Regions from separate parts of the Homo sapiens genome. Here region 2 is linked to region 1. A link is an interaction called in ENCODE POLR2A ChIA-PET data of the cell type or tissue named here. Cell type or tissue: OCI-LY7. All regions are shown on one strand. Each heading gives the region's core, and the rest is flanking DNA. Links, peaks and the distances in the headings are about the cores only.

The links. ChIA-PET counts read pairs that join two places held together with the same protein. Peaks named below come from ENCODE experiments on the same cell type or tissue, not always from the same donor. Only the 100,000 strongest peaks of a DNase experiment are listed, where the experiment ranks them.
Region 2: POLR2A ChIA-PET joins it to region 1 with 6 read pairs; 2 of 35 experiments call an interaction of 5 or more read pairs at or near these places.

The regions. Positions count from the first base shown.
Region 1 is chr2:190,221,065-190,236,801 of GRCh38, forward strand. The region is part of intron 11 of HIBCH (3-hydroxyisobutyryl-CoA hydrolase); the gene reads right to left. Among named protein-coding and RNA genes, the nearest start is that of AKAP19, 48 kb to the left of the region's middle. In OCI-LY7, for the core only: no CTCF peak of the experiment used is centred there; a DNase peak (open chromatin) is centred at 6,817.
Region 2 is chr2:190,326,326-190,342,062 of GRCh38, forward strand. It overlaps LOC124906109 (serine/arginine repetitive matrix protein 1), which reads right to left. Exons shown (of 1, transcript XM_047446773.1): 1 at 11,931-15,737. Among named protein-coding and RNA genes, the nearest start is that of INPP1, 9.4 kb to the right of the region's middle. In OCI-LY7, for the core only: no CTCF peak of the experiment used is centred there; no DNase peak of the experiment used is centred there.

The DNA.
Region 1 (15,737 bases), core at 4,717-8,716:
AGGACCCGTTTATCTGTGCTTGTTTCATACACACACAAACACACACAAATAGGAAGAAAACTTTATTTAAAAAGTTCTGTTGGTTCAGAGATTTCATAAAATTCTAATTAAGAATCCTTGCAGTTTCTAACAACTCTTAGTATGCTGGCAATCTAGCACAGAGTCTTCGGGTTTGGACTCTACCGTCAGAGAGTGCTGGGTTAGAATCCTAGGCTTCACCACCTTCTAGATGACTGACCATAGTATCCTCATTTGTAAAACAGGCATAATAATACTGCCAACCTCGTAAAAATGATATGGCAGTGCATGATGGTGCACTGAAACCAGGCAAAACAGGTACAAGAAGAAATATTTATTAAACACATTTCCCTTAGCTTTCATGAGGATACTTTAACATGTTTAATCACAATCTGGGAAAGGGCATGGCAGCATACAAATTTTACAGATGAGGAAACCTGGCTCTGATACTGATAGGGACAGGAGGCACAGAAATTCCGGGAAGAGGGTGGGTCCCCCAGTAAGGGCCCCACCCTCAAGCGTGAAACCACGGTCCAAAGTGAGAACACACATTCCTGTTTTCCTGCTCGAATGTTGCCTTTTCCAGAATCACCCTTGGCCTGCCCCACCCCCCATCCAGTGCCCATAAAAACCTCACCCAGCAGAGAGAGGAGGAGAAGTAGCAAGACGACGGAGACTACGGTTGGACATTGGAGAGAGGCAGCTTGACTTCAGAGGGATGGCTTGACAGCAATGCTTTGGAGAGGAATCTGGCCAGGGATGGCCAGACTCCAGGGGAAGATTGTCTTCCCACTCCATTCCCTTTACAGCTCCCCTTCCTTGAGAGCCACTTTCATCAACAATAAAATCTCCTGCATTTAACATCTCCAATATGTTCATGAGACCTCATTCCCCCTGGATGTCGGACAAGAACTCACTCAGGTGAAGGTGCAAAAGTCTGGCACACTGACCCTCCACTGAGCTGCTAACACGTAAGCCATCAGCAGATGGCAAAGCTAAAAAAGCACTGACTGTAACACTCTTTCTGGGCTTCAGGGGTCATAGGCACCCCCTAGACGCTGCTGCTGGGCTGCACAGAGTTTTGCTCCCGTCAGTGCCCAAAAGCCCTCAACCCAGCTTCTGCACTCACTCACTTGTGTTCCCCACCTCCTGTGAGGGGTGGAAAGTAGCAGGACCAAGCAAATGGAGTCTGTCCCTGCTGGCACAGAAACGGCCGGCTAGTCCTAGCACCTGTGCACTACAGTTACTGCCCATGAAGGTGTCAGGGAAAATTTCCTGCTTCCATATGAATTTGTCTAAGGTTCAAGAATGTCAAAGGCTGAAGAAGTCAAAAAGGAGGAAAAAAAAAAAACCCAAGAAGAGAACATTGCATCAAGTAATAATTAGAAGTGAATATCTCAAAAAAGACATTTATGCAGCCAACAAGCATATGAAAAAATGCTCATCATCACTGGTCATTAGAGAAATACAAATCAAAACCATAATGAGATACCATTTCACGCCAGTCAGAATGGCGATCATTAAAAAGTCAGGAAAAAACAGATCCTGGAGAGGCTGTGGAAAAATAGGAACGCTTTTACACTGTTGGTGGGACTGTAAACTAGTTCAACCATTGTGGAAGACAGTGTGGTGATTCTTCAAGGATCTAGAACTAGAAATACCATTTGACCCAGCAATCCCATTACTGGGTATATACCCAAAGGATTATAAATCATTCTACGAGAAAGACACATGCACACGTATGTTTATTGCAGCACTATGCAAAATAGCAAAGACTTGGAACCAATCCAAATGTCCATCAATGACAGACTGGATTAAGAAAATGTGGCACATATACACCATGGAATACTATGCAGCCATAAAAAAGGATAAGTTCATGTCTTTTGCAAGGACATGGATGAAGCTGGAAACCATCATTCTCAGCAAACTATCACAAGATCAGAAAACCAAACACCACATGTTCTCACTCATAAGTGGGAGTTGAACAATAAGAACACATGGACACAGGGAGGGGAACATCACACACTGAGACCTGTTGGGAGTTGGGGGTTAGGGGAGGGATAACATTAGGAGAAATACCTAATGTACGTGACAGGTTGATGGGTGCAGCAAACCACCAGGGCACATGTATACCTATGTAATAAAACTGCACGTTCCGCACATGTAACCCAGAACTTAAAGTATAATAAAAAAATAAATAAGAGACAGGGTCTTGCTATGTTGCCCAGGCTGGCCTCAAACTCCAGGGCTCAAGGGATCCTCCCACCTCAGCCTCCTGAGTATATGGTACTACATGCATGCCACCATGCCCTATTAAGTAACTCCTTTTTTTCACCACTATTTCCTTAGCTCCAAGAACAATGCCTGATAAGTGGTAGTCACTCAAATATTACTGAGTCAGGATGGTAGGCGTGAAGAAAAACAGAGTCAAGGAAAGGCTTTGTGATTTGTTTACAAAAGCTTTCTGAAAATAATGGTAGAAGAAAATGTGCCAATAACCCAAGAAGGCAAAATTGAAGAAACTCAAAGAGGGAGAAAATTAATATAATTAGTTCTTAGAGGAGGCAGGAAAGGATAGAATGAGAGCATGGAAAGGGCTATTGCCCTTGGCAAGGAAGTGAGGAACATGTTAGAGAAAATCAAAGAAGGGAAGATAAAGAAAGCTAAAGGAGCTCATGTAATATACCTTCAATTGTTAAAAAGAGAACACAGAAGATGGCCGAATAGGAACAGCTCCAGTCTACAGCTCCCAGAGTGAGCAATGTGGAAGATGGGTGATTTCTGTATTTCCAACTGAGGTACCACGTTCATCTCACTGGGGCTTGTCAGACAGTGGGTGCAGTCCACAGAATATGAGCCAAAGCAGGGCGGGGGATCGCCTCACCTGAGAAGCAAAAGGGGTCGGGGAATTCCCTTTCCTGGCCAAGGGAAACCGTGACAGACGGTACCTGGAAAATCAGGACACTCCCACCCTAACACTGCACTTTTCCAACGGTCTTAGCAAACGGCACACCAGGAGATTATATCCTGCACCTGGCTCAGAGGGTCCCATGCCCACGGAGCCTCACTCACTGCTAGCACAGCAGTCTGAGATCGAACTACAAGGAGGCAGCGAGGCTGGGGAAGGGGCGTCGGCCATTGCTGATGCTTGAGTACGTAAACAAAGCAGCAGGGAAGCTTGAACTGGGTGGAGCCCACCGCAGATCAAGGACGCCTGCCTGCCTCTGTAGACTCCACCTCTGGGGTCAGGGCTTAGCAAATTGGATAAAGAGTCAAGACTCATCAGTGTGCTGTATTCAGGAGACCCATCTCATGTGCAGAGACACACACAGGCTTAAAATAAAGGGATGGAGGAAGATCTACCAAGCAAATGGAAAACAAAAAAAAGCAGGGGTTGCAATCCTAGTCTCTGATAAAACAGACTTTAAACCAACAAAGATCAAAAGAGACAAAGAAGGCCATTACATAATGGTAAAGGGATCAATTCAACAAGAAGAGCTAACTATCCTAAATATATATGCACCCAATACAGGAGCACCCAGATTAATAAAGCAAGTCCTTACAGACCTGCAAAGAGACTCAGACTCCCACACAATAATAATGGGAGACTTCAACACCACACTGTCAACATTAGGCAGATCAACGAGACAGAAAGATAACAAGGATATCAAGGACTTGAACTCAGCTCTGCACCAAGTGGACCTAACAGACATCTACAGAACTCTCCACCCCAAATCAACAGAATATACATTCTTCTCAGCACCACATCAGTTATTCCAAAAGTGACCACAAAGTTGCACTCCTCAGCAAATGTAAAAGAACAGAAATTGTAACAGTCTCTCAGACCACAGTGCAATCAAACTAGAACTCAGGATTAAGAAACTCACTCAAAATCGCTCAACTACTTGGAAACAGAACAACTTGCTCCTGAATGACTACTAGGTACATAACGAAATGAAGGCAGAAATAAGATGTTCTTTGAAACCAGTGAGAACAAAGACACAACATACCAGAATCTCTGGGACACACTTAAAGCAGTGTGTAGAGGGAAATTTATAGAACTAAATGCCCACAAGAGAAAGAAGGAAAGATCTAAAATTGACACCCTAACATCACAATTAAAAGAACTAGAGAAGCAAGAACAAACACATTCAAAAGCTACCAGAAGGCAAGAAATAACTAAGATCAGAGCAGAACTGAAGGAAATAGAGACACAAAAAACCCTTCAAAATATCAATGAATCCAGGACCTGGTTTTTTGAAAAGATCAACAAAATTGATAGACAGCTAGCAAGACTAATAAAGAAGAAAAGATTAAAGAATCAAATAGACGCAATAAAAAATGATAAAGGGGATATCACCACCGATCCCACAGAAATACAAACTACCATCAGAGAATACTATAAACACCTCTACACAAATAATCTAGAAAATCTAGAAGAAATGGATAAATTCCTGGACACATATACCCTCCCAAGACTAAACCAGGAAGAAGTTAAGTCCTTGAATAGACCAATAACAGGCTCTGAAATTGAGGCAATAATTAATAGCCCACCAACCGAAAAAACTCCAGGACCAGACGGATTCATAGCCGAATTCTACCAGAGGTACAAAGAGGAGCTGGTACCATTCCTTCTGAAACGATTCCAATCAACAGAAAAAGAGGGAATCCTCCCTAACTCATTTTATGAGGCCAGCATCATCCTGATACCAAAGCCTGGTAGAGACACCACAAAAAAAGGGAATTTTAGACCAATATCCCTGATGAACATTGATGCAAAAATCCTCAATAAAATACTGGCAAACTGAATCCAGCAGCACATCAAAAAGCTTATCCACCATGATCAAGTTGGCTTCATCCCTGGGATGCAAGGCTGGTTCAACATACACAAATCAATAAACGTAACAGACCCAAGGACAAAAACCACATGATTATCTAAATAGATGCAGAAAAGGGCTTCAACAAAATTCAATAGCCCTCCATGCTAAAAACTCTCGATAAACTAGGTATTGATGCGACGTATCTCAAAATAATCAGAGCTATTTATGACAAACCCACAGCCATTATCATACTGAATGGGCAAAAACTGGAAGCATTCCCTTATGTAAACTGGCACAAGACAGGGATGCCCTCTCTCACCACTCCTATTCAACATAGTGTTGGAAGTTCTGGCCAGAGCAATCAGGCAGGAGAAAGAAATAAAGGTATTCAATTAGAAAAAGAGGAAGTCAGGCCAGGTGCGGTGGCTCACGCCTGTAATCCCAGCACTTTGGGAGGTCGAGGCGGGCAGATCACCTGAGGTCAGGAGTTCGAGACCAGCCTGACCAACATGGAGAAACACCATCTCTACTAAAAATACAAAATTAGCCGGGCATGGTGGCACATGCCTATAATCCCAGCTACTAGGGAGGCTGAGGCAGGAGAATCGCTTGAACCTGGGAGGTGGAGGTTGCAGTGAGCCGAGATTGTGCCACCGCACTCCAGCCTGGGCAACAAGAGTGAAACTCCGTCTCAAAAAAAAAAAAAAAAAAAAAAAAAAAAGAGGAAGTCAAATTGTCCCTGTTTGCAGATGACATGATTGTATATTTAGAAAACCCCATCATCTCAGCCCCAAATCTCCTTAAGCTGATAAGCAACTTCAGCAAAGTCTCCGGATACAAAAATCAATGTGCAAATATCACACGCATTCCTATACACCATTAACAGACAAACAGAGGGCCAAATCATGAGTGAACTCCCATTCACAATAGCTTCAAAGAGAATAAAATACCTAAAATCCAACTTACAAGGGATGTGAAGGACCTCTTCAAGGAGAACTACAAACCACTGCTCAACGAAATAAAAGAGGATACAAACAAATGGAAGAACATTCCATGCTCATGGATGGGAAGAATCAATATCATGAAAATGGCCATACTGCCCAAGGTAATTTATAGATTCAATGCCATCCCCATCAAGCTACCAATGACTTTCTTCACAGAATTGGAAAAAACTACTTTAAAGTTCATATGGAACCAAAAAAGAGCCCACATTGCCAAGTCAATCCTAAGCCAAAAGAACAAAGCTGGAGGCATCACACTACCTGACTTCAAACTATACTACAAGGCTACAGTAACCCAAACAGCATGGTACTGGTACCAAAACAGAGATATAGACCAATGGAACAGAACAGAGCCCTCAGAAATAATACCACACATCTACAACCTTGACAAACGTGACAAAAAGAAGAAATGGGGAAATGATTCCCTATTTAATAAATGGTGCTGGGAAAACTGGCTAGCCATATGTAGAAAGCTGAAACTGGATCCCTTCCTTACACCTTATACAAAAATTAATTCAAGATGGATTAAAGACTTAAATGTTAGACCTAAAACCATAAAAACCCTAGAAGAAAACCTAGGCAATACCATTCAGGCCATAGGCATGGGCAAGGACTTCATGACTAAATCACCAAAAACAATGGCAACAAAAGCCAAAATTGACAAATGGGATCTAATTAAACAGCAAAAGAAACTACCATCGGAGTGAACAGGCAACCTACAGAATGGGAGAGAATTTTTACAATCTACCCATCTGACAAAGGGCTAATATCCAGAATCTACAAAGAACCTAAACAAATTTACAAGAAAAAAAATCAAACAACCCCATCAAAAAGTGGGCAAAGGATATGAACAGCCACTTCTCAAAAGAAGACATTTATGCAGCCAACAGACACATGAAAAAATGCTCATCATTGGCCATCAGAGAAATGTAAATCAAAACCACAATGAGATACCAACTCATACCAGTTAGAACGACGATCATTAAAAAGTCAGGAAACGACAGGTGCTGAAGAGGAAGAGAAACAGGAACACTTTTACATTGTTTGTGGGACTGTAAACTAGTTCAACCATTGTGGAAGACAGTGTGGCAATTCCTCAAGGATCTAGAACTAGAAATACCATTTGACCCAGCCATCCCATTACCGAGTATGTACCCAAAGGAGTATAAATCATGCTGCCATAAAGACACATGCACACATATGTTTATTGTGGCACTATTCACAATAGCAAAGACTTGGAACCAACCCAAATGTCCAACAATGATAGACTGGATTAAGAAAATGTGGCACATATATACCATGGAATACTATGCAGCCATAAAAAAGGATGAGTTCATGTCCTTTGTAGGGACATGGATGAAGCTGGAAATCATCATTCTCAGCAAATTATCGCAAGGACAGAAAACCAAATACCACATGTTCTCACTCATAGGTGGGAATTGAACAATGAGAACATTTGGACACAGAGCGGGGAACACCACACACCAGGGACTGTTGTGGGGTGGGGGGAGGGGGGAGGGATAGCATTAGGAGATATACCTAATGTAAATGATGAGTTAATGGGTGCAGCACAGCAACATGGCACATATACAAAAGTAACAAAGCTACAGGTTGTGCACATGTACCCTAGAACTTAAAGTATAATTAAAAAAAAAGAGAGAGAGAGAACACAGACTGTTCTAGAAAATTTGATAAATTATTGGGACTTGGATCTTTAGCTATGCAAGAAATGTGTATTGATATAATTTTGTACCCATACAACCTAGTGAACACATTTCTACTTCTTATGGAACACTGGTAAGTGGCTCAACCCATTTATCTGACCCTTTAAAGATTTGTTTAAAGATTAGGGGGAAGGAAAATCAGTTGTCTCCTATTGTCAAAGAGACAACTTCTTTTCTCCTTTATCAAACAATTCATATTCTCATTTCAATTCAAAAATATTGCTGAGCACCTACAATGCACTACAGGGGAGACAATAACAAAGAGGACGTGATTCTTGCACTTAAAGAGCATTATCAGAATTATAATCACTGCCCTTTGGGTAACACCCCAAAGAACCCTTCTTTTGACAAGTTTTATCTAGACATGGGAAATTTCTAACAAAAGGAAAACTCAGGATATTGCCTTTGCCACTCCCTTCAAAAGTCTCCCAGAACACCCAATAATATACAGTGTGACATGCCTACTGTATGGGGTATGCAAAGGTAGAGGCTATATCCTGAGATTTCCTATGTATCTCCTATTGGTTCTATTTCTCTGGAGAACCCTAATACAGAACTCTAACTGTTTGGAATTCATGTATATTTAGATCACTTTACTTTTAAAAAATGCATTAAAAACAGAACTGATATTGACTTCCATTAAGTACAGAGTAGAGACAATGAACAGCAAATGAGGGATTAAGAGCCTAATTAAAGAAAACAAATTGGCTTATCTCCTATCCAACTCAAAGGAATGCTTAAAGGTGTAGGAAGAATATACATGGGTGTAATTTTGCTCTCCTCTGAATAAAGGCTGTAGCATATTTCCAATCTGCTAACATGCTGTGAGATAAACTTTCTAATCCTTCAATTCAGAAACCAAATTCACTATTTCTAAAAACTTTCTTTGAACTGCTAAAAATACCATCAAGAAAAAAGTGTAAGCAAGCCACAGATGGCAACCAATGAAGTAATATTCAATGTTCTTTCCACATTACAGAGGTCAGAGGGGAGGATAAAGCATTTGTTCATATTATAGTACAGAAATAATATGAATTGCAAATTTTTTTAAACACTTGCAAGGCACAAGAGAAATAAATCAGTGCAAAACAGGTCAAAACATACACTACCTGAAAGCATTTTCAGCAGAAACAATGTTTTCTACAAGGGCAAATAGTGCACAGAAAATAAAACTAAACTAAGAGACACTACTATTAGAAGCATCTTATATGGCTGGATTTTTTTTTTTTAAGGAAAATCTAAAACAGTCTATCTAATCACTTTTTTAACAAGTCCGTAAAAACGTAACAGTTAAATTGACAGGTAGCAAAAGTCCAAAATAATGAATTTCTATTCTGCATTATGGTTGGTTACTGTAGAGAGCTTGTAATGAAATCTCTCATATATGCCTGCTCACAATCTTCTGAATACCTTCTGCACATTTTAATAGTTGCCTCTGTTGTAAGCTCCCCATTCTAATCAGTAAAATTAAAGGGTTTCTGTTTGGGTCCCCTACACTTTTGTAAGCTGTCTGTGCTGTCTGTGCCCCTTAATAAAACATTTTCTGCTTAAGAGTACCTGGTGTGAACTCTCTTTTCTACAACTAAGAATTCTGACCAATAAAGAGCCTGAAAATATAAAGATGGAAAAATAAAGTAAATGGGGATGGTGGGTGGAAGAGAGAGAGAAAAAAAACAGTAGTAGTAAAAAAGGAATCATTACAGGTACCACAGACATCAAAAGATATTACGAACAACATTTCCAATAAATCTGACAACTTAAATAAAAGTCACGTATTCTTTATTAAAGAAATATAATCTTGGCTCACGCCTGTAATCCCAGCACTTTGGGAGGCCAAGGCGGGCAGATCACAAGATCAGGAGTTCGAAACCAGCCTGGCCAATAAGGTGAAACCCCGTCTCTACTAAAAATACAAAAATTAGCTGGGTGTGGTGGCGCGTGCCTATATTCCCAGATACTAGGGAGGCTGAGGCAGAAGAATCGCTTGAACCCAGGAGGTGGAGGCTGCAGTGAGCCAAGATCGTGCCGCTGCACTCCAGCCTGGGCGAGAGAGCAAGACTCAGTCTCAAAAAAAGAAATATAATCTATAAATTACAAACCTTCTCACAAAGGAAACTTCAGTCCCAGATGGCTTTACTAATAAAATTTGTATCTTAAATTTATATAAACTTTTCCAGAGAACAGGGAAAACAGGAAACCTTTCCTACTTTGTTGTATGAGTCTAGCATAACCTTATTACTAAAACTTGACATGACAATTACAAGAAAAATTATAGACCAATCTCTCATAAACATAATGCAAAAATCCTAAACATACTAGCAAATCAAATCCAACAATATGTAAAACACGTATCACGAAAAAATAAGGCTTCTTCCAGAAATACATAATTAGTTCTTTCAAAAGCCATTGTCCCAGAAACAGACTCCCATCTATCTACAATGTCATTTGATTTTTGACAAAAGACACCAATGCAATCCAATGGGGAAGAAAGAAGTCTTTTCAACAAACTGTGCTGGAACAATTATATAATAATGTGGGAAAAAATTAACCTGGACTTCTATATTTTACACTACGCACAAAAAATTAATGTGAGATAGATCTAGACCTAAACAAAAAAGCAGTAACTAGAAATCTTCCAGAAGAAAGCACAGGAAGATATTCTGCAAGTAGCTGAAGTTTTCTTAGGACACAGAAATCAATACTGATAAAAGAGAAAAAGATAAATCAGACTTCCTCAAAATTAAAAACATTTGATCATCAAAAATTACTGTAATTTACATTAATAAAGGGCAAAAATCATATGATCATCTCAATAGACGCAGCAAAATAAGCATGATAAAATCCAACTCTCATTCAAAACAGTAATTACCGAAAAAGCTCTTTACCAACTAGGCACAGAATGAACTTCTTCACACTGACAAAGAATATCCACAGAAAACCTACAAAACTCAACATTTTTAATGTTCTTAAAAGCTTTCCCCTTAAGACTGGGAATAAGACAAAGATAGCTATCATCACCTCTACTGAACATTTTGCTGGCAGTGCTAGCCAGTATAGGAAGCTGGTGAGAAGGGAGAAATAAAGGGGGTATGAGACGGAGGAAGGAAGGGAGAGAGGGAGAGGAGAAGAAAAGGAGAAGAAGGAATAAAGGAAGAAGGAAATATGACATTATGTATACAAATGATGAAAATTCAACCTAATCTGCAAACCATAAATAACTCACTTAAAAAAAAAGTGAGTTTAGCAAAATCATTAGGTATAAGGTCAAAACATAAAACTTAATTTCAGGGCAGCATGGTGGCTTACACATGTAATCCTAACACTTTGGGAGGCCAAGGTGTGTGGATCACCTGAGGTCAAGAGTTCAAGACCAGCCTGACCAACATGGTGAAACCCAGTCTACTAAAAACTACAAAAATTAGCTGGGCATGGTGGCGGGTGCCTGTAATCCCAGCTACTTGGGAGGCTGAGGCAGGAGAATCCTTTAAACCCAGGAGGTGGAGTTTGCAGTGAACTGAGACTGTGCCACTGCACTCCAGCCCGGGCAACAGAGCAAGACTCCATCTCAAAAAAATTTTTTTTAATTTCAATTTTATTTCTATATATCAAAAAATAGAAAATTAAATTTTAAAATGACACCATTTAAACATACATCAAAAAACACCAAATATCTAGGGATAAATCCAATGAAATATATGCAAGCATAAGTCTTCCACAAAGAAGATTCAACACCTACTTCCCTTTTGGCAGTCTGGAATTGAGGTATGTGCTAAGCAGAGTGCCTACACTACCAGTCCCCAATAAAAGTCCTGTGTGCCAAGTCTCTAATGCACTTCACAAGATCTCAACTAGTTGCTGGAGGTGCAAGTACCCACTGGAAGAGGACTCTTAGGCGCTTACACCTGGTTTCCTCCAGATTCCACCATCTGTGCTTTTCCCTTTGCTGATTCTGGTTTGTATTCTTTTGCTACAAGAGTACAACTATACGTTGGTGCAGAAGCAATTGTAGTTTTTGCCATTACTTTTATGACAAAAAACATAATAATAGAGGCCGGGCATGGTGGCTCACGCCTGTAATCCCAGCACTTTGGGAGGCCGAGGCAGGTGGATCCCGAGGTCAGGAGATCGAGACCACCCTGGCTAACATGGTGAAAACCCATCTCTACTAAAAGTACAAAAAATTAGCCAGGTGTGGTGGCGGGCACCTGTAGTCCCAGCTACTCGGGAGGCTGAGGCAGGAGAATGGCGTGAACCCGGGAGGCGGAGCTTGCAGTGAGCCGAGATCATGCCACTGCACTCCAGCCTGGGTGACAGAGCAAGACTCTATCTCAAAAAAAATAAATAAATAACAAAAAACAAAATGTAATAATATATATATGCTGAGTCCTGTGAGTCCTTCTAGTGGGTTGCCAAACTCAGGAGTGATCTTGGGGACCCTTGACACAGAGGGCAATGAACCATTGCCTTTTAGCTTCCAATATTGTTGAGAAACCTGAAGCCTTCATATGTAACATGTTTTATTCCTTAAAAACTTGGAGGAACAGTGATTTCTTAAACAGGATATAAAAGAACTATAAAGGAAAAAAGGATAAGCTGGATTACATTAAAATTAACATTTTCTGCTCATCATATGACACCACTGAGAGAGAAAAGGCAAGTCACAGAAAAGAAGATGATATGGTTTGGCTGTGGTCCCCACCCAAATCACATCTTAAATTCCCACGTGTTGTGAGACAGACCCAGTGAAAGGTAATTGAATCACATGGGCAGATCTTTCCCATGCCGTTCTCATGATAGTGAATAAGTCTCACAAGATCTGATGGTTTTATAAAAAGGAGTTTCCCTGCACAAGCTCCCTCTTCCACATGACTTGCTCCTCCTTGCCTTCTGCCATAATTTTGAGGCCTCCCCAGCCTCAATGAAATATAAGTCCATTAAATCTCTTTCTTTTGTAAATTGCCTGGTCTGGGGTACATCTTTATCAGCAGTGTGAAAAGAGATGAATACAGAGGATAATATATGCAATATGTATTATCAGACAAAGGATTTACATCCAGGAGGATTCCTACAAATTAATCATAAAGATTTAACAGGAACTTCATAAGAAAGACTACCCACATGGACGATAAATATATGAAATGGTGCTCAACTTCATTAATCAACATGGAAATGCAAATTAAAACCGTAATGTCATGCTATTTTATATATCCCAGAAAGATTAAAATGAAAAAGACAATATCAAATGTTGGGCTGGGTATGGTGGGTCACGCCTGTAATCCCAGCACTTTGGGAGGCCAAGGCAGGTGGATCACATGAGGTCAGGAATTAGAGACCAGCCTGGCCAAGATGGTGAAACCCCATCTCTACTAAAAATGCAAAATTAGCCAGGAGTGGTGGCACATGCCTGTAATCCCAGATACTTGGGAGGCTGAGACAGGAGAATAGCTTAAACCTGGGAGGTGGAGCTTGGAGTGAGCTGAGATTGTGCCACTGCACTCTAGCCTGGGCAACAAGAGTGAAACTCCATCTCAAAAACACCACCACCACCACCAAAATGCGGGTGAGAATGCGGAGCAACTAGTACTTGAATGTAAACTGATACAACTATATTAGAAAATTATTTAACAGTAACTACTGAAGATGAATATACACCTACCTGATGATTTTATAGCACTACTTCTGGGTATATAACCCATAGAAATGTGTGTCTATGTTATCACAAGGCCAAAACTGTTTACAGCAGAATTATTTCTAACAGTAAAATCCTGCAAATAACTTCAAATGTCCAACAGTAGAAATGAATAAGTGAACTGCAATACATCAAACAATGGAGCATCTTAGAATGAACAAACTACTGTCATGTAAGTACAATCTGGATGAATCTCACAAATATAGTGCTGAGCAAAAGAAACTAGACACAAAATGATACAATTTCATTTATATAAAATTCAAACAATCACACCTGTAATCCCAGCACTTTGGGAGGCCAAGGCGGGTGGATCAACTGAGGTCAGGAGTTCAAGACCAGCCTGACTAATATGGTGAAACCCCATCTCTACTAAAAAATATAAAAATTAGCAGGTATGGTGGCGGGCACCTGTAATCCCAGTTACTCGGGAGGCTGAGGCAGGAGAATTGCTTCAACTTGGGAGGTGGAGGCTGCAGTGAGCCAAGATCACTCCAGCCTGGGTGACAGAGCAAGACTCTAAAAAAAAAAAAACCTCAAACAAAACGTATGGTGTGAGAAGCCAGTATAATGGTTATGTATTCTGGAGAAGAGGTAGTGAGTAGGAGGGCACACAAGTAAGACATCTGGGGCACTCTGTAAATGTTTCTTTGTGGCAGACTGCCACAATTACTACTTGAGACCTTCACTACAACTGTTACTACTTGAGACTGTCATTACGAGACTGAGTGAAGGGGGATGAACTAGAAATGAAAACTTAAGACAAAAGTAACTGTTTTAAAGGAAGGGGCCAGGGGAAGAAGAAGAGGGCTCCCTGCTTCTAGTGAGCAAAGGCAGTGCCTGAGCTTCTACAGCCCTTCGTATTTATTGGGTAACAAGAGCAAGGAGGAAGAGGTAATGATTGGTCAGCTGCTTAATTAATCACAGGTTCATATTATTACTAACAGGCTTCAGATGTACCGAATCTCAAGAAACATTGCACTTGGGACATGACTGCCCTCAGCATTCCTTATGGGTGGCATACGCAGTTTGTCAGTTTGCCAACATTCTGCATTTATGAGAACAGTTTGTTGTTTACTCATATAGCCTCCAGTGGTAGGATACTGAGTTAATCACGACCCTCAATCTTTCAGCCTCCAACATTTCTTTAGTTCATGTGTGAAAAAATATTGAGGTATAAATATATGATTTCTGTATTTTTCTGTATGTTACAATTTAAAAACATGAGTTCTTAAAATATGCATACTCAGAAAAAACTCACAGAATTCAAGCAGTTAAGTATAACATAAGGACCATTACAATCTGCCCCCAGTCATCTTTTTGGCCGTATTTCCTGGTATGTTACTCCTTGTTCCTTGCTCTGCACTTTCCAAACATTTGTCTAAGTATGTGGTATTCTCTCTGGAATACCCTTTGGCACCTGGCAACTCACATAGACTTTGCTCAGATTACACTTCCTCATGAGGCCTCTCAGAATCCCTCCATCGTTTTATGGACATCCATAATAATTTGTGCCTCTACTTTAGACACACTTGCCACACTGCATTGTAATTGTTTATGTGTGTGTTCCACTAGATTGCAAACTCCCTGAGAACAGATACTGGATTGTCATTTTCATACTTCAGTGGCTGCTGTGGCACCATTCATTCATTCATCATACCTATCATATGAAATACTTTGTCATAGGTGCCAGGAGATAAGGGTTAAGCAAGCTTCCAGGAGTTAATGGTGTGTGCTAGATATCACTCAATAAAGCAAAAGGTAAGAGGTTGAGAGAAAAAGACGTAACAGAATGGAGACAAGCAGACAGAGGTGCACACACCTTCATGGAGTAACTGCCATTTTAAGGTATTTTACAATATTGCCACTGAAGATCTGGAGCTGTGTTGTGTTGTTGTAAGGCTTAAATGGGAAATATCTCTTGGCATTTGTCCTCAGGGTTAAATGAAACTAAGCTGAAGGTAAAATTTAATTCACAAGTATTTTAATAATAAGTCACATCATCTGTTATATTGAAACCAAGTGACAAAAGCTCTATTATACTCTGTTAGTTTTTAATTTTTTAAGCTAGTTTAAATCAAACATATTTAAGAGTTATGTTCTGCTTTGAACTGTAAATATTTTTCTAAGTAATCATCTTAAACCTTACAAACATATATCTATAAATCATTTCCAGAAGTGTTCCGACTGACAATAAACCAATACAAATACAAAATATTTAAAACAAGAACAAGTCAATGTCTATTTCATTGACTAGTGCAGTTTCACAGAAATATTTCTATTTTTTAGTATATTTTCACCAATCTGAAATGTCATATTACTATATAAAGACCAAAACAGACCTTCAAAACATGGCACTAATATTCTTTTTTGTATCTACAATAAAAGGCTTAGAGCCAGTGCAAGAAGGCTGCCTTTTGCAACCTGATCTTAAGACTTTTCTGGTAATTTCTTAAAGGCATTAACAATTTATATAAAATGAAAAGAT
Region 2 (15,737 bases), core at 4,558-8,557, 110 kb after region 1:
CCCCTCTCCCTGAAGCTCTACCACCAATCAAGGATGTCTGCGAATGCCAGGAATGAAATGCAAGATGCTTATTTTAATTGTCCCAATAGCCCACTCCTGGAAGAACTTCTGAGATCCTGCCTTTTCCTAACTCTAACTGGCTGCGTTACCTAGTCAACTCTACCCTGCCTCCTCACTCATGGGGTGAGTAGGAAATCTCAAGACTCAGCCCTCTACCCCTTTCACGCCTCTTGGAAATGTGCTGCAACCCACTCGTTTTCCTTCCTTTGCATTTGTGATTTTTCTAAAAATTTACAAAATGGTCTTTTGAGTGAAGAGTGTGTTTGACGCCAATGTGCCTTGCCAAGCCAGAGCAAGGTTCTCTGACCCACAGTGAGCTCATTGGTCCCCACCCCAAGGACATAAGCATGGAAGTCTCAGAGTTACTCCTTTGGCCAAGGCCAACTGCGGGATGCATGGATGCACAGAATGTAGACCACCTGCAAGAAGTCCCTGGTGTCTTCCCAAACAAAGAGACCTGGGTCATACAACTAAAGGCCAGAAGTAGGGCATTGCCCAACTACAAAGACAAGAACTGGGGAAAATAGAACTTGATTCCCTGACTCCAAACAGCAGTGTTCATTTCAATTTATCAGTCACAAAATGGTGTTATAGGATACTGTGACAGCTGTAACCCAATAGCACTTAAGGGATTTACCATTTCCTCCTTTGCACTATGGGCATGAATGAGTATCCTTATGGATCCCAAGGTTTTGGAGGTACCAGCAGTTAGGTAATGAAATCCTCTGGATCCTTTCCCTTCCTTTTTGCTTGGTATCCAAAGCAAGTTAAATCAGCCCTGTTGCAAGGCTAGTATTCATCAGATAAGCATCAGTATGGCTATGTGATTGTTAAGACATTGAAATACTTCCAAAATGATTGGTAAATAGCCACTGCTCACTGCCAGACAACCTATTTCCTTGGGCCCAAAGGATTCCCAAGAGGGTACTGATGAAGAAACCAACCTGGCACCTGCCAGGTGACTGGCCATAGCTGACTACACTAGACTCCATCCCATGTGCTCATAGTGGGCCCAGATCCTTTCGGAGATGGCGCTCCTTGTGATAGTGCTTGCATACCAGAAGGGATCCATGGTGTCCATCATGCTGTTCCTTCCAGGGCTGAGACCACCTGCTGCAGGCTGGCACACACAGACTTACCCCCAGGGCACTTTAGTGTACCATAGCTCTTCAGTATTTTGAATATTACTCTTGCCTTTTTGTATGCTTGTGCTAATTATTTTGTGCAACCCAAAGAACAGGACTGGACCCATGCATTATGGTGGAAATATTGAAAGGATCACATAGGTTAAACTGGGAACTGAAAGTATTTGGAAGGGGAGCCACATCTGGGGCCCTTTCCTTTCTATCTCCCTCTCTTGTTGGCCGCATGGAACCTCATGCAAACTTGCGGAATGTCTGCTTCTATTTGGTGCTTTGTCTAATCATGGAGGGGCTATTATGATCCAGCTGCCGTGTTAGTGTTAGGCTCTGAAGGTTACATGGAGCCATGGAAGCACACAGTAGGGCCACCTGTTATAGTGTTGGAATCAGAGAAAGCTTCCCAGGAAAGGTAACTGTTTTAGATAGAGAAACTCTGCGCAGATGAAGCATAATAGGTGACTCCAGCATTTTGACAGTGGCACAATAGAGGTAGGGAAGGGTCAGGTCTCTAGGGACTATGAAGCCTGTCTAAGGGTATTTAAGCAGAAAGATGACATAATCGGATTTGACTTCTATCAGTATCACTTTGAAGCAGGGCCAGCAGACCAGAGAAAACTGATCTCCCTATATGTTTTCTGTACCTTCATACTAATTTGACTTCCAAGAGATTTTTATTTGCCTTCGCTTGTCTGATTCCAACTCTACTTCATGACATCATCTCATAATATTGCTTTTAAATAGTTATTTTTTACATTTCTATTTTGCTTTTATCACACTTGCTAATTGATTAATCTGTTTCTCATTTTCTGAACTCAGCAGAGCAATCTGATTAGCCTAGTGTAACTTTTTTGAGCTGTGAATGGACCAACTTGGATCAAGAGGCCATGGAGTTTAATCATCCATTTACATACTGGGAATGTTCGTGAGTTCCAAGATTATGTGGGTCTGGCAGGCAATTATGGCTTATTTCTCAGATCATCAACCAGTATCCATGCTCAGAGTGTTGATTCAAATAGCAGCTGATAAGCATAGGAGCATTTATAAAATTGGAAAAATTTTAAATAAAGATAGTTCTGTTAGACCAAAAAATGTGTGTATACATGTGCAGAAACATTTTAGAGAAATGCACACCCAAAATGTTAACAGTGGTTATGCACACCCAAAATGTTAACAGTGGTTATCCTTGGGGGATGGTGAAAATACGAGTGACTCGCTTCTTCTCTATAATTATTTACATTTTCTATTGTGTCACTTGAGACTAGATAGTTGTTTTGTAACAAATATAAAAGTGGTTTTTAAGGAAATCAGGGAGCATTACACATATCTGCCACATTTTTCCTTATGGCTAATTCCCAAAATACCTTTTGGACAAGTTTTGTCTTTACTACATGCACTTGATTTCTAGTGAGTTGCCACTAGATGGTGAATATACCACATCAAACAAGATTGAAAGGCTTCCATGTTTTCAATAAGCTAATCCCTCCAAATGAAATTTCTTAGAAAAAAAAGTCTTAATACATTTTTCAACTTTGAGATATGGCATACCAAAATATGTCTCTAAAGATTGAAATAAAAATACATACGTAACACATTCACAACATAACACTGACATTATAAAGACTTTGTACTGTATTTTCCAAGAACACAAGCCTTGGTGCATAGAAATAGTACAATGTCCATTTGTAGATTTAACATAATTTACATATTTCTAGTATGCAATGTCAAATTATCTTTATTATTTAAAAATATTCATTTTATGTAGATACAGTCTTGACCTCACTTTAGCAATAAATATTTAAATTTAGCATTAAAACATTCCCAAATGAGTAAATTGATCTGTCCTGCTAAGTTTGATAAGTTGGTTTACAAATTCTATGATGTTCTATGAAACTAGTATCACCCCGATACCAAAATCAGGCAAGAACACACAAAAAAATTAATCTCTACAGGCCAATATCGCTGTGAACATAGATGCCAAACTCCTCAACAAAAATACTAGCAAACCCAACCGAACAGCACATAAAAAAGATAATTCATCATGATCAAGTGGACTTTATTCCAGGGATGCGAGGATGATTCAACATTCTCAAATCAATAAATGTGATTAACCACATCAACAGAATTAAAAACAAAAACCATTTGATCATCTCAACAGATGCAGAAAAAGCATTTGATATAAACCATCATCCCTTTATGATAAAAACTCTCAACAAACTAGATACCTCAAAATAATAAATGCCATATATGACAAACCCACAACCAACTGATACTCATACTGAATGAGGAAAAGTAGAAAGCATTCCCCCTAAGAGCTAGAACAAGACAGGGAAGTCCGCTCTCACCACTGCTATTCAACATAGTACTGGAATTACTAGCTAGAGCTATCAGGCAAGAGAAATAAATGAAGGACATTCCAACAAATTATCTCTGTTCATTGATGACATAATCTTATACCTAGAAAATCCTAAAGACTCCTCCAAAAAGACTCATAGACTTGATCAACAACTTTAGTAAAGTTTTAGGATACAAAATCAATGTGCAAAAATCAGTATCATTTTTATGCACCAAATATTTTCAAGCTGAGAACTAAAGCAAAAGTTCAATCCTATTTATAATAGCCACAGAAAAGAATAGAATACCAGAATATATTTAACTAAACAGGTGAAAGATCTCTACAAGGAAAACTACAAAACACTGATGAAAGAAATTATACATAACACAAACAGAAGAAAAAAATCCCATGCTCATGGATTGAAAGAATCAATGTCCTTAAAATAACCTACCCAAAGCAATCTGCAGATTCAACACAATACCTATCAAATTACCAATGTCATTCTTCACAGAATTAGAAAAAAACTATCCTAAAGTTGACATGGAACCAAAAAAGAGCCCAAATAACCAAAACAACCCTAAGCAACAAAAACAAAGCCAAATGGCCTTACATTACTTCAAATTATACTATAAGGCTATAGTAACTAAAACAGCTTAGTACTGGTACAAAAAGACACACATAGATTAATGGAACAGAATAGAGAACCCCAAAATAAAGCCATATACCTACAACCAGCTGATCTTTGACAAAGTCGACAAAAATAAACCACGGGGAAAGGGCACCCTATTCATTAAATGGTGCTAGGAAAATTATCTAGTCATATGCAGAAGAATGAAACTGGACCCTTATCTCTCACCATAGACAAAAATTAACTCAAGCTCGATTAAAGACCTAAATGTAAGACCTGAAACTATAAAAGTCCTAGAAGAAAACCTAAGAAATATTCTTTTGGACATTGGGTTAGGCAAAGAATTTATGACTAAGACCCCAAAAGGAAATGCAATGAAAACAAAAATAGACAAATGGGAATTAAACTAAAAAGCTTCTGCACAGCAAAAGAAATAATCAGCAGAATAAACTGACAACCTACAGTATTACCTAAGTAATGAGGTACCTTATATTACAGAAGGACATTATTTAACAAATTAAAAGACAGTATAATCACCACATGAGAGATCTATTTCTTATCTCCTCTTGCCCTTTCAGTCTCTTGTAGAAACTATTTGCAAATTATGCCTCTGACAAAGTACTAATATCCAGAATCTACAAGGAACTCAAACAAATCAACAAGAAGAAAACAAAAAAATCCCATAAAAAAGTGGGCACTTCAGGAATTTGAGGCTACAGTGAGCTATGATTGTACCACTGCACTCTGCACTCTACACTGGGCGACATAGCAGGGCGATCTCTTGCCAACAAAAAAAAAAAAAAAAAAAAAAAAAAGTTGGTAAAGGACATGAACAGACATTTCTCAAAAAAAGACAAACAAGAAGGCAACAAACACATGAAAAATGCCAGTAAGAATAGCTATTATTAAAAAATTATAAAACAACAGATGGTAGCATGGATGTGGAGAAAAGGCAGCCCTTATACACCATTAGTGGGAGTGTAAATGAGCACAACGTCTATAGAAAATAGTATAGAGATTTCTCAACCTACCATTCAACCCAGCCATCCCACTATTAGGCATCTACCCAAAAGGAAAGAAATCATTATACCAAAAAGCCACCTGCCCTTGTATGTTTATGATGGCACATTCACAATTGCAAAGTCATGGAATCAACCTAAGTGTTCATCAATGGATGAATGGATTTTTTTTTAATGTGGTATATATATACCATGGAATACTATGCAGTCATAAAAAAGAATGAAATCATGTCCTTTGCAGCAACATGGATGGAGCTGGAGGCCATTATTCTAAGTGAAATAATTCAGAAACAGAAAATCAAATACTGTGTGTTCTCACTTACCGATGGGAACTACACCAAGGGTACACATGCACATAAAGATGAAAATAATAGACACTGGGGACTCCAAAAAGGGGGAGGTTGAGATGGGGGTAAAGGTTAAAAAAAATTTACCTATAAGGTACAATGTTCACTATTTGGGTAATGGGTATGCTAGAAGCCCAAACCTTACTGTTTTGTAATATATCCATGTAACAAATCTGCACATGTACCCCTGAATCTAAAATAAGTAAATAAACTTTTTAAAAGAGAAAAAACAACCCAATTCTCTGATATTAGCAAGTCCCAGGGAAGTATAATCAAGAAGATCTTCTGTAAAAATTATGGCCATTAAGCTCCACTGGGTTTCCCTATAATTGCTTGCATGTATGTATACATAGCAATAATAATATGTAAGTAGTATATAATTTTTTATGGTATGTTACAGTATATATATATATATACTTCCCTCTGATGGACCCTAGATTCCTCAATATTTGATATTTCTTTCAGGAAGGGGAAATAAAAGCAAATGAGTGTTGAAATGGTATGTTTTTCCACTTATATGGGAAAACGTTGAGTCCTTTACAGTCTCATTTATATTGTCCTGGTATTTAAGTGGCTGAGGCTTTCTACTATTCTAAATACTATATTCTCTTTTCCTATGGCAGATAAAGAAGGAGGTAAGGAAAAAGAAAATAGTAAAAATTGATATTCTGTTTTCTGATATTCACCTACGAGGTTCAGAAACCCTCCTTTGAAACTCTTGCCTCAAACTCCTAAATTAAAAAGGAAAAATGACCCATCCCACAATACTAGTGGTAAAATTAATTTAAATTTGTATAATTTCTGCCTACATTTAGGAGCAAAAACTCAGAGCACAAAGACAGTGGAAGGCAAGACAGCAATGTTTGATATGTGTTACTAAGATTCAAAGTTGCCGGGCACAGTGGCTCATGCCTGTAATCCCAGCACTTTGGGAGGCCAAGGCAGGCAGATTATGAGGTCAGAAGATCGAGACCATTCTGGCTAACATGGTGAAGCCCCATCTCTACTAAAAATGCAAAAAAAATTAGCCGGGCCTGGTGGCAGGTGCCTGTAGTCCCAGCTACTCAGGAGGCTGAGGCAGGAGAATCGCTTGAACCTAGGAGGCAGAGGCTGCAGTGAGCTGAGATTGCACCACTGCACTCCAGCCTGGGCAACACAGCAAGACTCTGTCTCAAAAAAAAAATTCAAAGTCAATGAGGTAGGAAATAATTTTCAGCTGATGAAAGATTTATGATAAATGGTAATATCAAAGCTTTTTTCCCCCAGTTTTGAAAACAAATTAGACAGCTGCTGCTGTACACTGTCTCCTAGACTCTGGAGTCAAAACCTCTGTACTCATCCGTAGATAAGACTGTCTAAACGAAGAGAACGGGAGACCAGAGATGCAGTGAAGTAAGTGGTAACAGGGAATTAGCTTCCTTTTCCTCATCTTGGTATCAAGCAGTGGGTCTCCAACTTTCATTTAACTCCTTGATCCTCACAGAAGTAACTAATAACTGCATTTGTTGCTATTTCCAAGATAAAATTTAACCGCATATGTCAAGTAATATATGGTTGACCCTTGAACAACATGGATTTGAACTGCGTGGGTCCACTTACAAGTGGAGTTTTTGCAACCAAACACAGATCAAAAATACAATATTTGAGGGATGTGAAACCCGCCTATAAAGAGGGCTGAATTTTTGTACACACGGGTTCTGCTGAGTCAGCTGCTGGGCTTTAGGATGCTCGGATTTTGGTATCCACAGTGGGAGGAGTGTTGGAGATCCCGGAACCAAGCATCCCGTGGATATCAAGGGACGACTATATTTAACCTTTCTTCATAACCTTGTGGAAAGAGTAAAAGAAGGAAAAAATGTGTATGAGGGAGTAGGGGGGTAGGGGGAATGTTAGGAAGAAAGAAACTATGTGAACTAAGTTCAAAAATAACCGTGTGTGTTCTTTCTGATTTTCCAGTGTTTTCTTTCCATTTATAACAGTTCATTTGTGGAAACTCTAGATTAATCACAATAAGCAAACATTTCACTGTTGGCACATTCTATTACAAGACTTGTGAAAAGCATTTAGGATCAAATACTCAATACGTATGAAGGGATTTGAAAGTTAAAATTGTTTTTAAGTTGTGAGGTGTTAGGAGTAACAGTACAATCCCATTTTCCCAAATATATTTAAAATGTCTCTACAGTGTTAACTAAATGACACACCTTATATCACAGAAGGAAATTACTTAACAAATTCATAAGACAGTATAATCAGCATATGAGAAATCTACCTCTTCTTGTCTCCTCTTGCCTTTCCAGTCTCTTGTTGGCTTAAGTTTTTACCAGAATGATTTGGTAATATCAGGTGTGGAAGAGATAGAATGGGTGCGGTTTAGGAAAATAATTTGATTCTGTGTATTGGACATTTTAAAGAAGGCTCTTAAGGCTCAATTTTTAATGCTTAAGAAATTAAATGACTTTTAAATGCACTATTCCCTATGAAATTAAATACATACTCATACTTGCCACAAAATATCAAAAGATAGACTGCCAAAATATTCCAAAAATAAAGGTAGGCAAACTTGTTCGAAAGCAAAATACACAAAATGGGGTAAGCAATCAGGATGTAAATATTCAACATAGCAAAGTATGCAATAAAATCATTTTACAAACTAAAATGTATCAGGGAGGATCCAAGAATAAGTTGATTTTAGAGTGGTCTGTGGAAAACTAAAATAAACAAGAAAATATCTAGGGAAGTTTAAGAATGGGAGGAAATGAGTCATTGATAACATGCTTGCTCCAGAGGATAACCTTTGTACCAAACGGCAGAGAACTGACATCTAATCAGCAGAGGTTGGCCTTGGCAGTTTATGAAGGAACGTCCAGAGGGAGCACAGGAAAGGCAGTCCAATGATCCTTCCCTGAATTTTTTACTCTTCGATGTCAGGCTTTAATTCCCTTGAGATGGGGGAATTCAAATCCTAAGGATTCGTAAACTCCAAGGCTTTGGCATTTACTATATTTAACATCTGCGAATTTAGTAAACAACACTTCTGTGGAAAGGTAAGGGAAAAAAAAGATAATTTCCATTTTATGAAGTTTAACGTATATGCAGTTTGTGTGTGTATGCATATGTGTGTGTGGATAGAGTGTGGTAAAATAAAGATTAAAAACTCAAGGCCCAATGAAAGCTTTTAGAGAGATGCCTATATTCCCATGCCTTCATGACTGTAAATATATCCGCTATGACATACACTAGAAATTTATCCTTTGCTTTTCATATCTTATCTACTTGTATCACTCAGGACCACATTCTACTCCCACTAGTTTACATAGGTTAGTAACCTTGCACCGTACCTTAAAAACACTCAGAGTTTTAAATGTTCTATCACAAATGTTAAGGATTCCTTCCCTGAATCATAAATGTGCTTTGCTTTCATTATACAATCTTTTCTAAGGCAGGTATTAATGATTTATATTAGTTAATGATTTAAAAGGAACACAAAAATAAGATTGTGCAACATGGAGTTAGGAATCTCTTACAACTTTATCAGTTCAAGTCTGGTCCTTGTTGTGAGTCAACCACATTTTTAAACTACCTAATAGCCTATGGTCAAGTCATTTTTACATATGCCTAACAAAAGAGATATAGGTGACAAGTGCTGTAAAACTATTTTTTTTTTTTTTGAGACAGGACTTCACTCTGTTGCCCAGGCTGGAGTGCAGTGGCACAATTTCGGCTCACTGCAACCTCTGCCTCCTGAGTTCAAGAGATTCTCCCACCTCAGCCTCCCAAGTAGCTGGGACTACAGGCACATAACACCACACCTGGCTAATTTTTGTATTTTTTGTAGAAATTGGGTTTCACCATGTTGGCCAGGCTGGTTGGTCTCGAACTCCTAACCTCAAGGGATCCACCTGCCTTGGCCTCCCAAAGCGTTGGGATTACAGGTGTGAGCCACCACACCCGGCCTGCAAAACTTATTATAGTCCAGTGAACTACAGTCAACACCAATTTCAAGTTTCCAGTAGCTGATTTCAAGTTATGAGGTGGAGCAATGGCAAGCCCCACAGTGCTGATCCGTGTGACAATTGGTAACTTCAATTCTAGTTTGATGTGATTGACATGACTGAGGAAAGGATATGACTGAGTCCAGAAGGGTTGAGAGTTGCCTACTGACATTGCTACCATTCACCTTCCTTATTCTAGAGGTCTTGGCTAATGTGTCATTAAAAAACGTATTTCAAAGGAATACTTCATGACAATGAAGTGCTCATATGTGGTGATTAGACAACAGCTTACAAAACAATATGTTTAGTAATATTTGCAAAAACAATACATACGTACACACAGAGAGATGACTGGAAAGTTATACCCTGAAATGTTACAACTGTAGTACATAGAGTAGGTTTTATTTCCTTCTTTATACTTTTTCACATTTTTCAGTTTCCACAAATTTTTCTTCATAATGTGTTACTCTTTTATTTATTTATTTATTTTTACTTTAAGTTCCGGGATACATGTGCAGAATGCGCAGGTTTGCTAAATAGGTATATGTGTGCCATAGTGGTTTGCTGCACCTATCAACCCGTCATCTGGGTTTTAAGCCCCACATGCATTAACTGTTTGTTCTGATGCTCTCCCTCCTCTCAACCCCTCTCCCACAGGTCCTGGTGTATGTTGTTCCCCTCTCTGTGTCCATGTGTTCTCATTGTTCAACTCCCACTTATGAGTGAGAACATAAGGTGTTTGGTTTCCTGTGTTAGTTTTCTGAGGATGATGGCTTCCAGCTTCATGATCTCATTCTTTTTTATGGCTGCATAGTATTCCATGGTGCATATGTACTACATTTTCTGTATCCAGTCTATCATTGATGAAAACTTGGGTTGGTTCCATGTCTTTGCTATTGTGAATAGTGCAATGCATTACTTTTATAAACACAAACAAGTCACTTGAAAAGAGTAAATAAATTTCATCTCGAGGTATAAATATTAAAAATATTTCGAAAAAGTGAATTTGAGCAGGAAATTACCCTATTGTTATTAAAATGCTATGCCATTGACACAGTAATCCAAAGAAGGATGAATGAAACTAAATAGAGGATCCAGAAATACGGCCTAGTGCATAAAAGAAGTTAATTTATGATACATCAATCATCACAGAATTGTGGGAAAAAATGTTTGCTCAATAAAACTTAAATAGTAAATAGTAAAAAAAAATTTGAGGAAATATAAATGAATATTGATCTGATCTTTGATTTAAAAGGATCTTAGGCATATAAACAAGAAAAAAATCCAGAGATTTGACTAAATAAAAACTTTTTAAATTTTGTAAATAATAAAAACACGTAAAACTAGGAGGCAAACTAAGAAAAAGTATTTGCCACAAATGTGATAAAAGGTTGTGACAAATGATTAATTCAATTGTTAATTGGATTAAACAAGATAAATAATAAGACTACAATATTGCTACTCTGTGGACATCATGAAAGCACAGACATAATGTGTTGTTCATTAAACCATTAGCATAATGATCAGAACATCATACAAGGAATTCTTATGTATTGATGAATTGAGAAATGGTCAAACATGAAAGTATGACTAAAAAAATGTAGAAGGTGTTGGAGGAGAAGGGAAAGTATCAATGGCCAAGAGACGTGGGAAAATATTTTATCAGTAATGAAAATGCAATTAAAAGTATGATGAGAAGTCAGGAGAGGTTTTTTGGCATTCCGCATGTGGTAACAGATGCAGTCATGAGATGGGTCACATCATTCACAGTGAGGAGTGTCTTGAATAGGTAAAATCATATTGTCAACCGAAATTCTAGGAATCTAACCTAAAGAGATACAACAGACACTTGATACTTAGGAAGGGTATATCTTCCAGACTCTAGGATTTTCCAAATCTGTGTTTTCACACTGTGTTCCAAGGAGCCCTGGGGTTCTGCAGAGGCATCCCAAAGTCGGCTTCAAAGATAGGAAGAAGGTTTCCCCAATGCTGCCTCAACCAGAGCAATTTGACATTTATCTAATTTGTATGTTAGATTACATGTAAGAACTTTTTCTTAAAGATTCCACTGAAAACATCAAAATGTGGACACCACTGTACTGTATATATAATTTCTTCAATAAAATGCAATGGAGCATTACTTCTCAAAAACTACCGGAGAAGTGGAGAATAGTCAGAGTGTTATATTCCCAAACACTAGCCTCACAGCATAAACTTAAATCCCTGTTTCAGGAAATGTGTAAATCACTCTATAATTACCTTGCAAATAGTTCAAAGCTCGGATATAAAATCTGCAAATATCCAGGCCCTGTTGCAGTAAGGATAAAAGATTTGTGTTCTATGATGATCAACTGTTTCCTTTAGTATATTTAGTCTGTCATAACAGGAATCAATTTCCACTCAGATGTTTCAGCTGAAGAGACTTTATTGCGGGAACTATTTATAGAAGTTAGGGTTAGGGTTGGATGAAAGGAAACAAGAAACATGGAGGTACCTAGGAGTTAGCACAGCTAGGCCTGAAGAAATAAGGGGAGGGAATCACGTTAGTAGAGCCCAGTGAAGGCTGGCACAGTGGAGCAGGGCTGCCTTGCAGGAGGAGCCTTCAAGGGACAAAGCCACCATCAGAACCCAGCCAGAAGCAGGAAAAGAGGTGGTGAAACATATCCTAACCTTTTTTCCTTTTCCATCCTCCAATCTACTGATGGTGTTACCCATTGGTCAAAACCAACTGGCATGAGACCCCAGCTGGAATAGTTTATGAAAAATTCCACCTTCTGAGGCACAGAGTCTAGCAGAGAAGAGCAGAAGATGGCACTAAAACACAACAAGTGGAGAATAACCAGCATATTTATAACAGAGAAATACAAGTCCCCCCTTACCTGTGGGGGATACGTTTCAAGACCCCTCATGGATATCTGAAACTGCAGATAGTACTGAACCCTTTATATACAATGTTTTTTCCTATACATATCTATCTATGATTAAGTTATTAATATAAATAAGGCACAATAAGAGATTAACAACAATTACTGCTAATAAAATAGAATAGCCAGGCACAGTGGCTCATGCCTGTAATCCCAGCTCTTTGGAAAACCGAGGCGGGAGGATTACTTGAGGCCAGGAGTTCCTGGGCAACAGAGTCAGACTCCATCTGCACAAAAAATTAAAAAATTAGCTGGGCGTAGTGATGCACACCTGCAGTCCCAGCTACTTGGGAGGCTGAGGCAGGAAGATCACTTGAGCCAAAGAGTTTGAGGCTGCAGTGAGCTATGATTGCACCTTTGCACTCCAGCCTGGGTGACAGAATGAAGCCCTGTCTCTAAAAATAAAACAGAAAAGTAAAATAAGAACAGTTATACAAATATATTTTAATAAAAGTTATACACTGTGGCCATAACTTTTGCAGTTTGAGGTACAACAGCAAAACTAACGTGAATTTCTTTTTCCTTCACAATTTCACAGGTAGAAGATTCATTCTTATCATAGATCTTAGCGACCTCAGCATATGGATTTTTTTCTTTCCTTACTAATTCAAAAACTTTTGGGTTTTCACTTAAAAGAAGCACTTTATGACTTTTCTTTGGCATACCCAAATTGCCAACATTACTACTCTTGTGTTTAGGGGCCATTATTAAGTTAAATAAGTGTTACTTGGACATAAGTACTGCAATACCTTGACAGTAGGTCTGACAACCAAGCCAACTACAAAGTGACTAACAGACAGGGGAGCATCTACAGTGTGGACACACTGAACAAGAGGGATGACCCATGGCCTGGACAGGATACAGCAGGATGGTGCACAATGTAAAACTTATGAATTGTTTTATTTCTGGAATTTTTCATTTAATATTTTCAGATCTTGGTTGATCATAACTGAAACCTTGGAAGCAAAACCACAGATAAGGGGAGACTAGTGTACTGGGAACTCAGATGTTCGATAATAGAGGAAACCTTAACTAAATAATGATATCAACCATTCTGCTATTAAATAAAAGTGCTCAGAAGAGCATTATGTAATCAGGGAGTACAGAAGAGAGAGCAACCAACTCCTTACAGAGATTGTAATAAAAGATTTTCCCAAATTAACAAATGAGGTGCTTTGTTGTCCCCCAAGCAAAGTTTCGTATATTTTTTAATTATATAAACAATACATTTCATTATGGGAAACATATACATAAAACAAAAAGCAAATATCTACAATTCCATCCCCTGCCCTAGACCACTATAAATATCTGTTTATATCTTTCCAGATTTTTTTCTATGCATTTATACACACATGATTATGTTGTTTTCGGGATCACACCATATTATTTTGTAAACTGTATTTTCCACTTAATAAATCATAAATACTATTTTATCCAATAGATACCATTCTGCAACATTTTAAAATTTTAACACTTTTTAAAAACTTGCCTCCGTGTATCTAGTTGTAACTAATTTTTATTCTCGGACATTTAGTTTGGTTTCTCTTTTGGCCATTACCAAATGTACTGTGATGAGACTTTACATTTTGGGGGTGATACAGTTTGGATGTCCCATTCAAATTTCATGTTGAGATATAATCTCCAGTGTTGGAGGTGGAGCCTGGTGGGAGGTGTTTGGATCATAGGGGCGGATCCCTCATGAATAGCTTGGGCCATCTCCTTGGTGATAAGTGTGCTCTCACTCTGAGCTCACAGGGATCTCATTGTTTATGTGGCTCCTCCCCCCCAACTCCTTCTTGCTCCCGTTCTCACCATGTGAGACATCTGCTCCCCATCACCTTCCAGCATGATTGGAAGCTTCCTGAGGCCCCCCCAGAAGCAGATGGCATTATGCTTCCTGTACAGCCTGCAGAACCATGAGCCAGTTAAACCTCTTTTCATATAAATTAACCAGCCTCAGGTATTTCTTTATAGTAATGCAAGAATGGCCTAACAAGGGTGGGGGGAGGGGGGGCAGTTTTTTTTTTTTTTAAACACACACACAAAAGAAAAGCCACAGAGACATATGTGGCCTTCAAAGCCCAAAGTATTTGCCATCTGACCTTTTATAGAAAATGTTTGTATTATAAATTTCCAGGAATGTAATTTTTAAGTCAAAGTGTGTGAACATTTTTGACGCTTTCACTACATTCTGTCAAATTGCTCTCCAGAATCGTTGAGCCAATTTACACCCTTCTCAGTAATGTATGAGTTTCTTTAGTTGCTATACATCCTACTCCAAGGGTCACTGGCCCAAATTACTAGCTCTGAGTATTATTTTATTCTCAATTTGATGGTGCATTATCGTTTTAAGTTTTTACTTCTCTTAAAAATGTTTGGCCATTTACATTTTTCTCTCATGATGACGAATTTGCATTTTGCTCATTTTTAGTAGGCTATTTTTTCTTTCTAAGTTCTCTTTAATGTTATGCTTATCTGTCATGTATATTGCAAATTTTTTGTAATTTTTACTTGTTTTTAAATTTTATTCTATGGGGTTTTTTTTTGGATAAAAGAAGTTAAAAGTTCAACAGTCAGATCTGTCACTTTTCCTTTGTAATTTCAGCCGTTGTTTCATGCTTAGTTTGAGATTAAAAGCAATTCACTTGTATTTTCTCCTTGCCCTTTTAAGACTTAAAAACATTTAAATCTTTTAATCCTGTTCAAATTTAGTGTCTGGGAAACATTTTAGAAGGATGAATAGGTAATATTATGTTAGTCCTGGAGTCAGATTGCTGGGTTCAAATTTAGCCTCACCAAATACTACATATTTCTGCAAATCACTTAAACTCTTTAAGTCTTAGTTTTCTTGTTTATAAAATGGAGATAACAGTAACATTTACCATAGGGTTGATGTAAGAATTAACAGTTATAAATCACAGAAAGTACTTAGCACAGTGTCATTAGCTATTATTATAGCAGCAAGAGAATACTCTCCCAGGCAAAAGCAATAACATGTATAAAGGTGCAAATGTATGAAATCTGTTTGCATATTCAGGGAACTAGATGTGGTGTAGTAAAATGAGGTGTAATATTCAAGGGGCAGAGTTGACAGATGCGAGGGGTGATGGGTCTTGAATGAGTTGTTCAGGAACTTGCTCTTGATATTATCAGAGATTGGGAGCCAATGAAAGCTTTTAAGCAAGCAAGAAACCCTGCAGATGTGTGGTAGCAAAGTGGAAAATGGACTAGATTCCGCCAGGTGCAGTGGCTCACGCCTGGAATCCTAGCACTTTGGGAGGCTGAGCTGG